Linked DNA regions of Mus musculus: region 2 is linked to region 1. Evidence: chromatin loops called from intact Hi-C (ENCODE). Cell type or tissue: left cerebral cortex. All regions are shown on one strand. Links, peaks and the distances in the headings refer to the core of each region. The heading gives the core; the rest is flanking DNA. Region 1 overlaps Trappc9 (trafficking protein particle complex 9). Region 2 overlaps Trappc9 (trafficking protein particle complex 9).

Evidence for each region. A loop is a pair of places that touch in the nucleus more often than their neighbours do. Peaks named below come from ENCODE experiments on the same cell type or tissue, not always from the same donor. Only the 100,000 strongest peaks of a DNase experiment are listed, where the experiment ranks them.
Region 2: it touches region 1 in a loop (2.2-fold over the local background); 2 of 42 quality-filtered maps call a loop at or near these places.

The regions. Positions count from the first base shown.
Region 1 is chr15:72,847,515-72,852,892 of GRCm38, reverse strand. All of the region lies in intron 16 of Trappc9 (trafficking protein particle complex 9), which reads left to right. Gm41343 (a long non-coding RNA gene) reads right to left here. Exons shown (of 3, transcript XR_001781663.2): 2 at 5,193-5,270; 3 at 4,059-4,173. Among named protein-coding and RNA genes, the nearest start is that of Gm41343, 18 kb to the right of the region's middle. In left cerebral cortex, for the core only: no CTCF peak of the experiment used is centred there; DNase peaks (open chromatin) are centred at 928, 1,702, 2,272, 2,842 and 1 more place; H3K27ac peaks cover 2,876 bases.
Region 2 is chr15:72,903,036-72,908,413 of GRCm38, reverse strand. It overlaps Trappc9 (trafficking protein particle complex 9), which reads left to right. Exons shown (of 22, transcript NM_180662.2): 16 at 4,733-4,857. Among named protein-coding and RNA genes, the nearest start is that of Gm31665, 66 kb to the left of the region's middle. In left cerebral cortex, for the core only: no CTCF peak of the experiment used is centred there; DNase peaks (open chromatin) are centred at 856, 1,180, 1,424 and 2,300; H3K27ac peaks cover 1,180 bases.

The DNA.
Region 1 (5,378 bases), core at 71-5,070:
CTTTCCTCCCTCTCCTGTCCCACCCATGCTATGCCTGGGTAGCTCATTGACTGGCAGCTGCTTTTCAGATGGGCGCCATGCTCTGTAGATCTGTTGTTTAGGCACTGTGACCCATGCTCTCAGAGTGCTGGGGTCTGTGAGTTGAAGGGGATCAAGGCAAGGAGGGAAACTCATAGGGTGGGTATGCCTGGTACTGGGCACTGAGATTTCTCTGTCCTGACTTCCTGTAGCAGTACTCTAAGTCTCTACCAGTCTTCTTCAGCAGTAAAGAAATGAGCTCTGGAGATGTTAATTTATTCATACGAAAAAAGTAATGATGTGTTTGAGCCAAAGTTCAAGCCTGTAACCATCTGGTTCTCACTTCCTGTCGTGTATGCAGACTCGCCATCCTCAGGGACAGTGTGAATAAAGCCTCAGGAACACTGGAGACGATTGCTTGCATAGAGTGGACAAAGCACAGGACTATCATGTGGATGTGGGAAGTGGCTGGCCCTTTGCTGGGAGTAGCTGTTATCTCTCTCCAGTGTTCCTGTGAGGTCACTGCAGAAACAGCCTTCCTTGTGAGCATGGTATGTGGAGCCTGTGGGTCACCCTGCTGTGCAGGCTCTGGGGCCACCTTGCCCTTCCCTGCCTGTCACCTGCTGACTGCTAAGTCTGGCCTGCTCTGTTTGGGGGTGGAGGCTGTTTTTTGGAATGAGGCAATTAAATTAGAAGGCCATAAAGCTCTGCATTGTCTCTCATGCTTCTTCAGTGTTTTGGTGCCCATTGTTAGAGAAAAAGAGAAAATTAAAAAAAAAATCTTCCTGTGTGTGTGAAAGTATGTGCACAAGATGCGGTTTTTCTGAGGACACGTCTTCAAATGCAAGCGTGGGAGCTATTTTTAGGTACCCTTTCTCCCAACAGTGCTGTTTAAAGATTCAGTTCAGGCTGCTAATAGGTATATTTATAACCATTCTGTCGACGGTCCCAGCATGAATGCTACTGCAGATGATGCTATTCTTGGAGGCAGTTGCCATGGTTACCATTAACCCGTTTGGTTGGGAAGAGTCTCTCCATAGGATGTTTTGTTCCCCCCCAGGGTGCTTTGTGGCATGTGAAGACATATATGTACTCAGAACCAAAAATTAAAAAAAAAAAGGAGTGCATTTTATGCCTAAGTAATATGTATACTTTATAAATGAATGGGCAGCAAAAGTGATTGCCGCTAACAGATGGTCTCCATTCTTGCCCTTTAAGCAGATGATACTAAAGATAGCTTTGTAGCTACTGCCCATCACTAACAAAGCTTAAATCATAGACAAGCATTCTTAAAGATCCATTGTTCTTGTTTCTCTATCACGGTCTCCCCAATACAGCTACTAAGTTATTAAGAAAAGAAATTGTATGTATTTCCTCCAAATATTCATTCATTCACTGGTAATTCACACAGCAGACCTTGAGCTAGCACTCCTTAGGGCATGTACAGACCTGATGTCTGGAAGGGCTCATGGATTCCACACAGAAAGATGAGAGCCATGGCTAAATGGAATTCCCAGTTCTTCGTGCCTTCAACACACCTTAGTAGGAGGCACTCATGGCGTTTGAACCCTGACTGGTTCTTCTACCCATAGCAGCTTATAGTTGGCAGATGAGCTAAGAGTGATGAATGAAGTAAATATCATAAATAGAAAGTGGAAATGTTGGCCAGAGATATAGACAATTAGCCATTTGGCACCGACCCTCACCGACTGATAACTAACTGGTACAGTCAAGTGAAAGAAAAGTAGGACCTAGAAAAGCCCATGGCTTGGGGAAGGGGAGACCCCCAGGCTTCAGAGACAGTGGCTGTGGCAAGGAATATCTACAGGGCATGAGCTAGGAGTTACCATCTCCCATGCTGTGACTTTTCTTCTGTGAAGATGGCTGTGTGAATGGGCTGAAGGATCTGGAGGCAGAGGATTGCAGAATACAAGGTGTTTCTGTGTAGAATCTGAATGGGGAACACTTTGTCCTTTTGTAATTGGTAGGGAGGGTCTTTGAACTCCTTTATCTTTCAGCCAGTGATTTGGGAAAGAACCTTTCACACCATTGTTAAATGCCACACCACTGCAGGCACTCGGTGGAGACAAGGTGGCATGCACACCTGTGCACATGCATTCTCAGACATACAGCCCCCACCCACAGTGGCAAAACAGATCTGTTCTGTCTTCAGAACCTCTCCCTTAATTGGCAAACATAGGTCTTTGGAGTGAACAGTGCCTCGGATAACATAGGTCTTTGGAGTGAACAGTGCCTCGGATGTAAAGCACAGTTTCAGAACTTGGGAGGAGTGGCTGGAGGATTACCAGGTAGGGATTCTGCAGCAGGTTGGGAGGAGTGGCTGGAGGATTACCGGGTAGGGATTCTGCAGCAGGGGGGCTGATTGCTAGCTAACCCAGCCCTCCCTCACCTGGCACCCAGCTGCTACCCTGCCTGGGCACACGGATGCCTACACAGGTTGTAGTTCCCTTGGTTTCCCCTGCCTGCAGCATCAGGCTGTGAGTTGCTACGAGGATGGGGACTGGGCTTTGCTGATGTACAGCGCTCTTAGTGACAAATGAAGACCAAATGGATGAAAACAGGAAACAATTAATGGCCTTTTGGCATAGATTAAAAAAAAAATCAGTTAAGAAGTATTTAGCACCTCCCAAGAGGACTAATATACTGGCGGATTGTGTGTCTACCCGCTGGCTTAAGGGAGGTTTCATTTGAGAAACCCTGAAGCTTCTGTGCCTTGTCACAGCCTCTCCTCCTTCCTGGGAGTTTGCAGTCTTCACTGGGATGCCCACACAGGGCTTACTGCCTCTAAGTAGGAACGCTCACTCAGCTATTTCTATGTCAACTTAGAAACTTCAGCTTTTTATAAACCAAACTGTGTGAAATGGAGTGGAAGGTGGAGGCTAGCTTCCCAGGCAACAGCAGGCAGAAGCTTGGAGAGAGGGCATGGGGTGGATCCAAGGACTCAATGTTAGCAGTATTGGGACTAGGGAGACAACCCAGCCCAGCATGGGGTCTGTGAGCAGGGGGTGTATGTACCACTGAGTGCTTCTTGGCTTTCAGGCAATCTTAAAGGGCTACAAATGGCTAACATGCATAGTCTCTTTTTTCACGTGTGTTTGAGAAAGAATCTTGGTGAATACCACTTGTAGTAGGGAAGGAACTGACCCATAGGAGTAAAATGACTCCAGGGTGCCTAGGGCCACTTTTGAGAACATCTAGACAGCCGTGGGTACCTGAGGAGCAGAGATGATCCGGGCTCTCCTTGGGCATCCATCTTGACATTCAGTGTTGCAAAAGTGCTTCACTCATTCATTCATTTAGAAAGAGGCTAATCAGACTTTGTAGCACCGGCCAGGGTGTTCAGGAATATGTACTTTCTTCATCAATGTTTTATTGGTGAAATATCAAGATTTATATATTTCCAGTCTTTAAAAGGTTGCCTAAACTGGTTGTGGTAGTTCTGATCTATAAATCCCTGCACTTGGGAGGCTGAGGCTACATTGTGCACAATGTAAACAAACAAACAAACAACAATAGTTGCCTAAATTATCTGGTGTCAGTTTCCCAGAAGCAAAATCAGCAGGGACTTCAGAAACAGCTCCGGTGTTCAGTAGAAGCACTTCTATTCATACTGGCCAAGTTTTGAGGATGCTACTTTAAAACACCATGGTGGCTGGCAAAGCTGCTCTATTAGTTGAAATTCTGGATCCTTTTCTATTTACCTTTGTAAGACTTCTTTATTTCTTTGTTTTTGTGGTACAAGGGGCAGAACCCAGATTTTAAGGTTTTTTTTGTTTTTGTTTTTGTTTTTTTTTTAAACAAGAGACCCTCATCTGTGCTGAGTTTTCCATGTTGTTTTTCCTGCCTGGTGTCCTTCCTGTTCACGTCCACCAGGTTTCTGCTTCTGAAAACAAAATCCCCCAAACTAACACCACCTTCTGCTGGGATTTTGGTAGATAATGTGTTCAATCTTTATTTTGCTTTGAGAGTGTCTTAGTCACCGTTCTGTTGCTGCAGAGAGACACCATGACCAAGGCAACTCAGAGAAGAGAGCATTTAATCGGGAGCCTCTTTACACGTTTGGATGCTCAGCATCATGATGGGAAGCACACATGCATGGTGTTAGAGAAGCAGCTGAAAGCGTTACATCCTCATCTGCAGGGACACACAGAAAGAAGTGAGTGTATATGCACGCACGTGTGCGCACGTGCACACACAAACGCGCACACGAGAGAGACAGACAGACACAGAGATAGACACAGAGAGAAACTGACTTGGCCTGGTATGAGCTCTTGAAACCTCGGACCCCACCCTCAGAGATACGTCCTTCAGCAAGGGACACATCTTCTAATTCTTCCAAGCAGTTCATGGTTTGGGAATCAAGCATTCAAATATTCTCATTTGAATTCTCATTCAAGCCACCTCCGAGCGATAGCATCATCTGAATAGTAATAAACCTCAGTTGGGCATGGTAGAACACAACTGTTATCCCAACCCTGAGGTGCCTAGTTTGAGACCAGCCTGGGCTATCTAGTAAGAGCCTGTCAACCAGCAACAACAACGAGAATTAATAGTTAAGGTAATCTGTGGACATGGTGTGCCTTTCCACTTATTTAGATCTTCTTTAAGTTGATTAGCAACATTTTTACAATTATCAGTGTGAATTTTTTAAGTTATTAAATTTAATACTGAACTTTTTAATTCATGTTCTGTTTTAAATGGAATTGCTTTCTTGATTTTCTTTTCAGATTGTTCCTTGTCAGCATGTACAAACATAGTGAGTCTACTATTGCCTGTGTGCTGCTAGTTTGCTATGTGTGAAATCTCATAACTTTCTTAAGTATTGTTGTGGCTTCTCTGTGTCCAAGAGCTTGTCATTTGTCAACAGCAGACAAGTTTTCTTTTTTCTTTTCCTTTCTTTCTTTCTTTCTTTCTTTCTTTCTTTCTTTCTTTCTTTCTTTCTTTCTTTCTGTTCTGGTTTTTCGAGACAGGGTTTCTCTGAATAGCCCTGGCTGTCCTGGAATTCACCTTGTAGACCAGGCTGGCTTTGAACTCAGAAATTCGCCTGCCTCTGCCTCCTGAGTGCTGGGATTAAAGGCGTGCGCCACCACGCCCGGCTGACAATTCCTCCCAAATTTCCTCCCAATTTTGATACGTTAAATTCTTTTTCTTACCTAATTGCATTGGCTGCAAATCCTTTAGTACGGTGTTGAGTAGCAGCAAGGAAACAGATGCATCGCAGTGCTTGTTCCCTTTATTAATTTAATTAAATTGTACTGACTAAGTTATTTATTCACTTTACATCTCAATCAGAGCTTTCCCTCCATCCTATTTTCCAGTCACCCCTCCCACATCCACCT
Region 2 (5,378 bases), core at 85-5,084, 56 kb before region 1:
AGCTTTGTTCCTTTGGAGCAAAAGCAGACAGCCCACTGAATACAAAACAAAAGCAACACTCAATGGCCAACACAACCCAAAAGCAATCATAGGTCAGGATTAAAATCTAAGATACCCCCCCCCCCCGTTTCAGTTCAAATATGGAAAAAAAAAAGTTGGCAGAAGAGAATAAACATCTGTTCAAAGTCACCAGTGAACCACTCAAGGCCTAGATGGGATGGTCAGACTGTGAAGAGGCTAGGGCTGCAGGCCCAGAGTCTCTCGTCCCTGGAGGCCTTCTATAAGGGGCTAAGGGGGCAGAGAAGAGAAGGCACCAAGGAAGTTAACACTGGCTGGGGAGAAGGCAGCAGCCCACCCTGTTTGTATAAAACACAAGGCAGAGAAAGGGGCAACAAGTATGAAAGCAGCAATGAGGTTGCCATGGGGACCCAGCTAGGGAATGGGCAACTTAGGAGTCAGAGCTCCCCTGTCTCCCCAAAGGACCAAAAGCCCACAGGACCGGGAACTGGGTAGAGGTTGTGTCTGGTCCCTGAAGGCAGATGGCCGATGAGAACATCTTCACAAAGGCAGCGTGGGTCAAGGTAGAAAAGTTCTCATGGAGCCCTGGGTGTGTGGGGGGGAACCCCTGTTTCTGATGACAAAGGGGGACAGCAGGGCTTTTCAAAGGAGACCAAGGAATAGCTCTCGAGGCTGAGGGGGCAAGGGCTGAGTGAGGAAGGGACACCCAGGTAGGCGGCAGGTAGGCAGAACCTGGGAATTCAGAGACAAGGATCCTGGACTTGCCCTCTCAAGCACAGTAGGGCGACATGCATTCAGACAGATTCTCAGGGGGCTTGTGCTGGCACAGGGGCATGTCGACAGCAGGACCGGTGTGATCTCCTGGTCACAAATGAAGACCCTGTGAGAACAGGCAGGAAGTAACTGAATTGCATGCCAGGCGAGTGTGTTGGGCACTGTTAAATATTCTCTCCGTCCTTATGTTTTCTAAACCAAGGAAAAGCCAAGTTTCAACAAAATCTCAGGCTTTCTTTTAAAAAAAAATCAAAACCAAAACACATGTTTGTGGTAATACTGAGGCATCTAGGAATTCCAAAGACAGAAAGAGATATACCCCTGTGTTAAGACTGCAAGCAAGCTGCCTTCAGCTTCCGGGTGCTTTGGGATGAGTCACACCACTCTTTAAAAAAATAAGACTGAGAACTCCAAAAATCCATATTTATTCTCACAAGAGAACAGCAGACCAGGGCAGGGATGCTGAACAGCTCTTCCGATCTCAGAGGACAGCGTTAGGGGAGCGGGCAGGTCATGGGAGAGAACACAGCCGACTGCAGAGCAGCGGCCCACTGATAAAAGTAATCCCAGGCCACAGTGGCAACCCCTGCTTTAGCTGTCAGCAAACTGTGAAGCGGTACACCGTCAGATGTGATTCACACATAGCCCTGGACTCTGGATGAACAACCGTGTTGATGCCTCTGCCCTTAGCAGCCTGCTCCCAGGGTGTTCATCAGAAAGGTGGCAAGAAGCGTACCCACCCGTGGGAAGCAGAGCGGGATCTCATCAGAGCTTAGCAAGCCACTGGTGTCTCTGCTGAACCCCAGGCTGCGAGCATAGGGCCATTCAGTGACAGTACACAGGGAAAAGGAGGAAGAGCAAGCTTACCTGTGGCCACATCTACCACTCTGCACTAGTGGCCTCCCCAGAGAACTCTGCATGTCTCACTCCAGGGCAGCTACAAACTACCTTCCTTCTATGGTTTTGTTGTAGCATCAAGAAAAATCATCACTTTTTTGATTGACATCTTATTCCATAAGAAATGATTTAATAGCAGCTTGATATGTAATCATATATATGTGTGTGTGTTTGTGGGTATACACACACACATATATATATATATATAAAGCCTGGAACTAATCTATCCTCTTCTATGGAAAGAAGGTTACTTAACCACCTATATCAGTAGCTACTGTACCCCAAGCTACAACTTTTCTGGGAACCCCAGAGCACTCTATGTGTTCAGGCAGACAATGGGAAGCCTCCAGACACTGGAAAGGGCAGAAGGCCTTAGGTCTGGTGCCATCACTGTGTGCACCTGTGGAGGGAGAGAAGTGTCCGGATGAGGCTGTCCATGGAGGCTGGGGACCGTGCTGCTCCAATTCCACTGTCACCATAGACATATTTTTACTTTCCTAAACACACTGCGGAGTTTCTGAATGAACAAACATGCTTTCTCTACGGAAATTAAGGATGAGTGTTGGCTCATCGTTTTAGCCAACTGCTTCTACTGCTCTGGTTTTCTTGAGCATATTTTATGATAACCAGATGGGCTCTTTTGGCATCCATGGATTTTATGAATACATGAGAAGGCATCTTTGAAAAATATTCTACCTGGAACAGCCTACGCTGACAGACTCCCACGAGACACCCTTTGCTTTCTTTTACCTTTGCAAGTGTATTTTATTTTAGTTACATTCTATTCAAGTTTATTTTAGGTATCTGTTACCATACACACACACACACACACACACACACACACACACACACACATACACACAATCTCCTTGTTCGTTCATATCTTTTTCTTTCTTTCTAGAAGCACGTTAAAAAAAAAAAAACATAGCCTGTCACTAGGGTTGGTTGCTAAGCCATTTGTAAGCCCTAACCATAGGTTTGGTAGTGTTTTGATATATATATATATATATATAGTTTGGACCTCTGGGGATGCTGGTGAGCTCAGGATGTTGCTTTTGTGTCAGGGTGGCCGGTGGTTCCAAGTTTGTGTTTTAGCTATGTGTTGATGGGCCGTGTAATACTGAAGAAGTCACCTCATTGGAACCTTGGCTCTCTCATGCGTACAATCACTATGGCAATGCCCACTTTACAGGGAGTGTGGAACGAGTTGGATGCCCCCATGCACTTGTGCCTGCTGCATGACCAGTTATCAGATCTGCCAGGGTTCATCAGAGAGGAGGGGCTGCTGCTGGGTACAATAGGAACTGGCTCACATAGTTGTGGAGGGCGGAAAGCCCTGCAACAGGTTGCCCATGAGCTGGAGACTCTGGAGGAACATGGATCAGTCTGAGGCAGAAGGGCTGAAAACCTTGGAAGACACGGAGGGCAAATTCTGGAGTCCAAAGATTGGAGAAGTGCAGGAGAGTCTCTCTAGGGTCGAGTCTGTACCACCCATGGTTCTGATGCTTGGATGATGTTCACTCATGTTGAGAGCTGTCCTTTTCCTCCTGGTTCCCCAATTTTCAGGCCAGCTCCTCTGCAGCCGGGCACACGCACCTTGCCAGTTCTTGAATATGCCTTTGTAGGCTGGCTCTGCTGGTGTGGCCAGAGCAGCTGCTTTCTCTTCATGGCTAGCGCTGCTTTCAGCTGTCATTTCCCAGTTGTCATGATGATTGTGATATTGTGGATGAATTCAAGAGAAGTATTATTTCAGAATTACATCCTGAAATTGCCCACAGCCTTTCTCCTAATGGAAAGATTGAACACTATAAACGGTAGCTGTGAAGTTCACGCTACAAGCTCATTTTTATTTGCAACTCTAACCATTCTTGCATGCACTCCATCCACATAGTATCTCTACGCTCCTTGGTCCTGGTAGGCTGCCTCCATCTGTTTGTGACTTTTTGCCCTTGTCTTCCTATTAATTGTCAGACAAATCCGTTCTGCGTATCCTATTTGTGATTGCCTGTGTTGGCATAAGCACAGGTGGGATGCTCCATGCCATTGTCTGTTCTTCCCCAGCTCCCCAGTGGGAGAGAGTTCCTTCCCAGTATCTCCTGTGACATCTTTCCCCAGCTTGTCTCTTTTGCTTCTGCAGCTGCCCTGTGCCACTTCCAGCTTTGCTCTCGCTCAAGCTTCTGCCCCAGCCGCAGCTGGAAACGCCCCTGCCCATGGATGCTGCTGCCTTACTTCTCTGCCTTCCACTGGGTTAGAAAGCACAGCCGTTCAGCCTGTGAAGAGGCCACAAGCTTTAAGATGATTGCTTTTTGAGGTTTCTAGGCAAATTGTGTGTGTTTGTATATGTGTGTGTGTGTGTGTGTGTGTGTGTGTGTGTGTGTACGCATGTATGTATGAGTATGCAAAGTATACATGTTCCAAAGTTTTCCAGCACCAAGGCATTGCAGATCGGTATTTTCCCTCTTTTCCAGTACCCGGTATTCCTTGATTTGGTCCCTCATGCTCAGCCTCTGCGCTGGGTAGCACATAGTAGGAACAGATCTCAGGCCATAGAAAGTGCTGGGAGTCAGAGGGAAAGATTGTTTTCAGTTAGTGTACCAAGGAGGCACTATGGAAGGCTTAGACTTGGAGGATGTTGGAGGATCAGTGATGGTTGTCACAGAGTGAAAAGCTGGGGCCAAGATGGGACATGGCAAGCAGAATGGTAGACTCTTCTCATCCCTTTGCAGTGGCTGGTCTCATTGGCAGCTGGTCTCCAGCCTTTGGTCGGGCCTTTACCGAGGGCATCGTTCCTTGAGAGCCCCATTGGAACTTGTGGGTCGTTGTTCTCCATGCAAGTCCACTTTCCCCACACTCGTCCCCAGAAGGAAGCTGCCTGCCGAGGGGTGGTGTTGTCAGTGTAAATGAACACCCTTCCACCTTGTAATTAGACCAGGGAGTAGAGACTACCATGTCCCTTCCTGCTACTTCTTGGACAAACAAACCAAACCCTGCCTCACAAAACAGACAATTGTGTTTGACTTGGGATTTGTGTCTTCCTTTCTAGATGGAATCAGCGTGAGCGGCTTTCCCCTGTCCAGTCCTTTCCGCCAGGTGGTGCGGCCCCGAGTGGAGAGCAGACCCACAAACCCTTCTGAGGGCAGCAAGACGGGGGACCTTGGCCACGTCAAGGTTAGTCCATCCGTGGAGTTTCTGTTAGAGCGCTTTCCGACTCAGCATTTGGAGTACTTTTCTGAAGGAGATTGGTGGCTTGTGACTCAAAGTGGTTTCTCATAGTTTCACGTCTTGTGGAATTTCTCGGGACAGCAATCCTGAGGGTACTCATGTGCCGTGTACTTGGGGGATGCAAGCTCTGATTTTGCTGTGACATAGAGACTGGGAAGGCAGGCATGCCATTGAGGATGGCAAGCAGAGGAGGTGATTTTCCCCTTGTCTCTTTCCTTTGAGAAGTGTATTCATTGCCCAATCCTCAGTTCGGATATTCACCTCATAGCATTTTTCCTAATCATTTGGCAACTCTTGCAGGTGCTGGTTTGTAAGCCCACAGTTCCTGGAGCTCTCTGTACAAAGCTGGGATGCTCAGGACACGAGGGCCAACAGGAGCAGAGCTTGCTGCTTGCAAGGAGGGTGTGTGAGTAGTAGCTCCAGGCACCACTAGTCCAGACCCTGCAGAGGTTTCCCCTGCTCCGAAG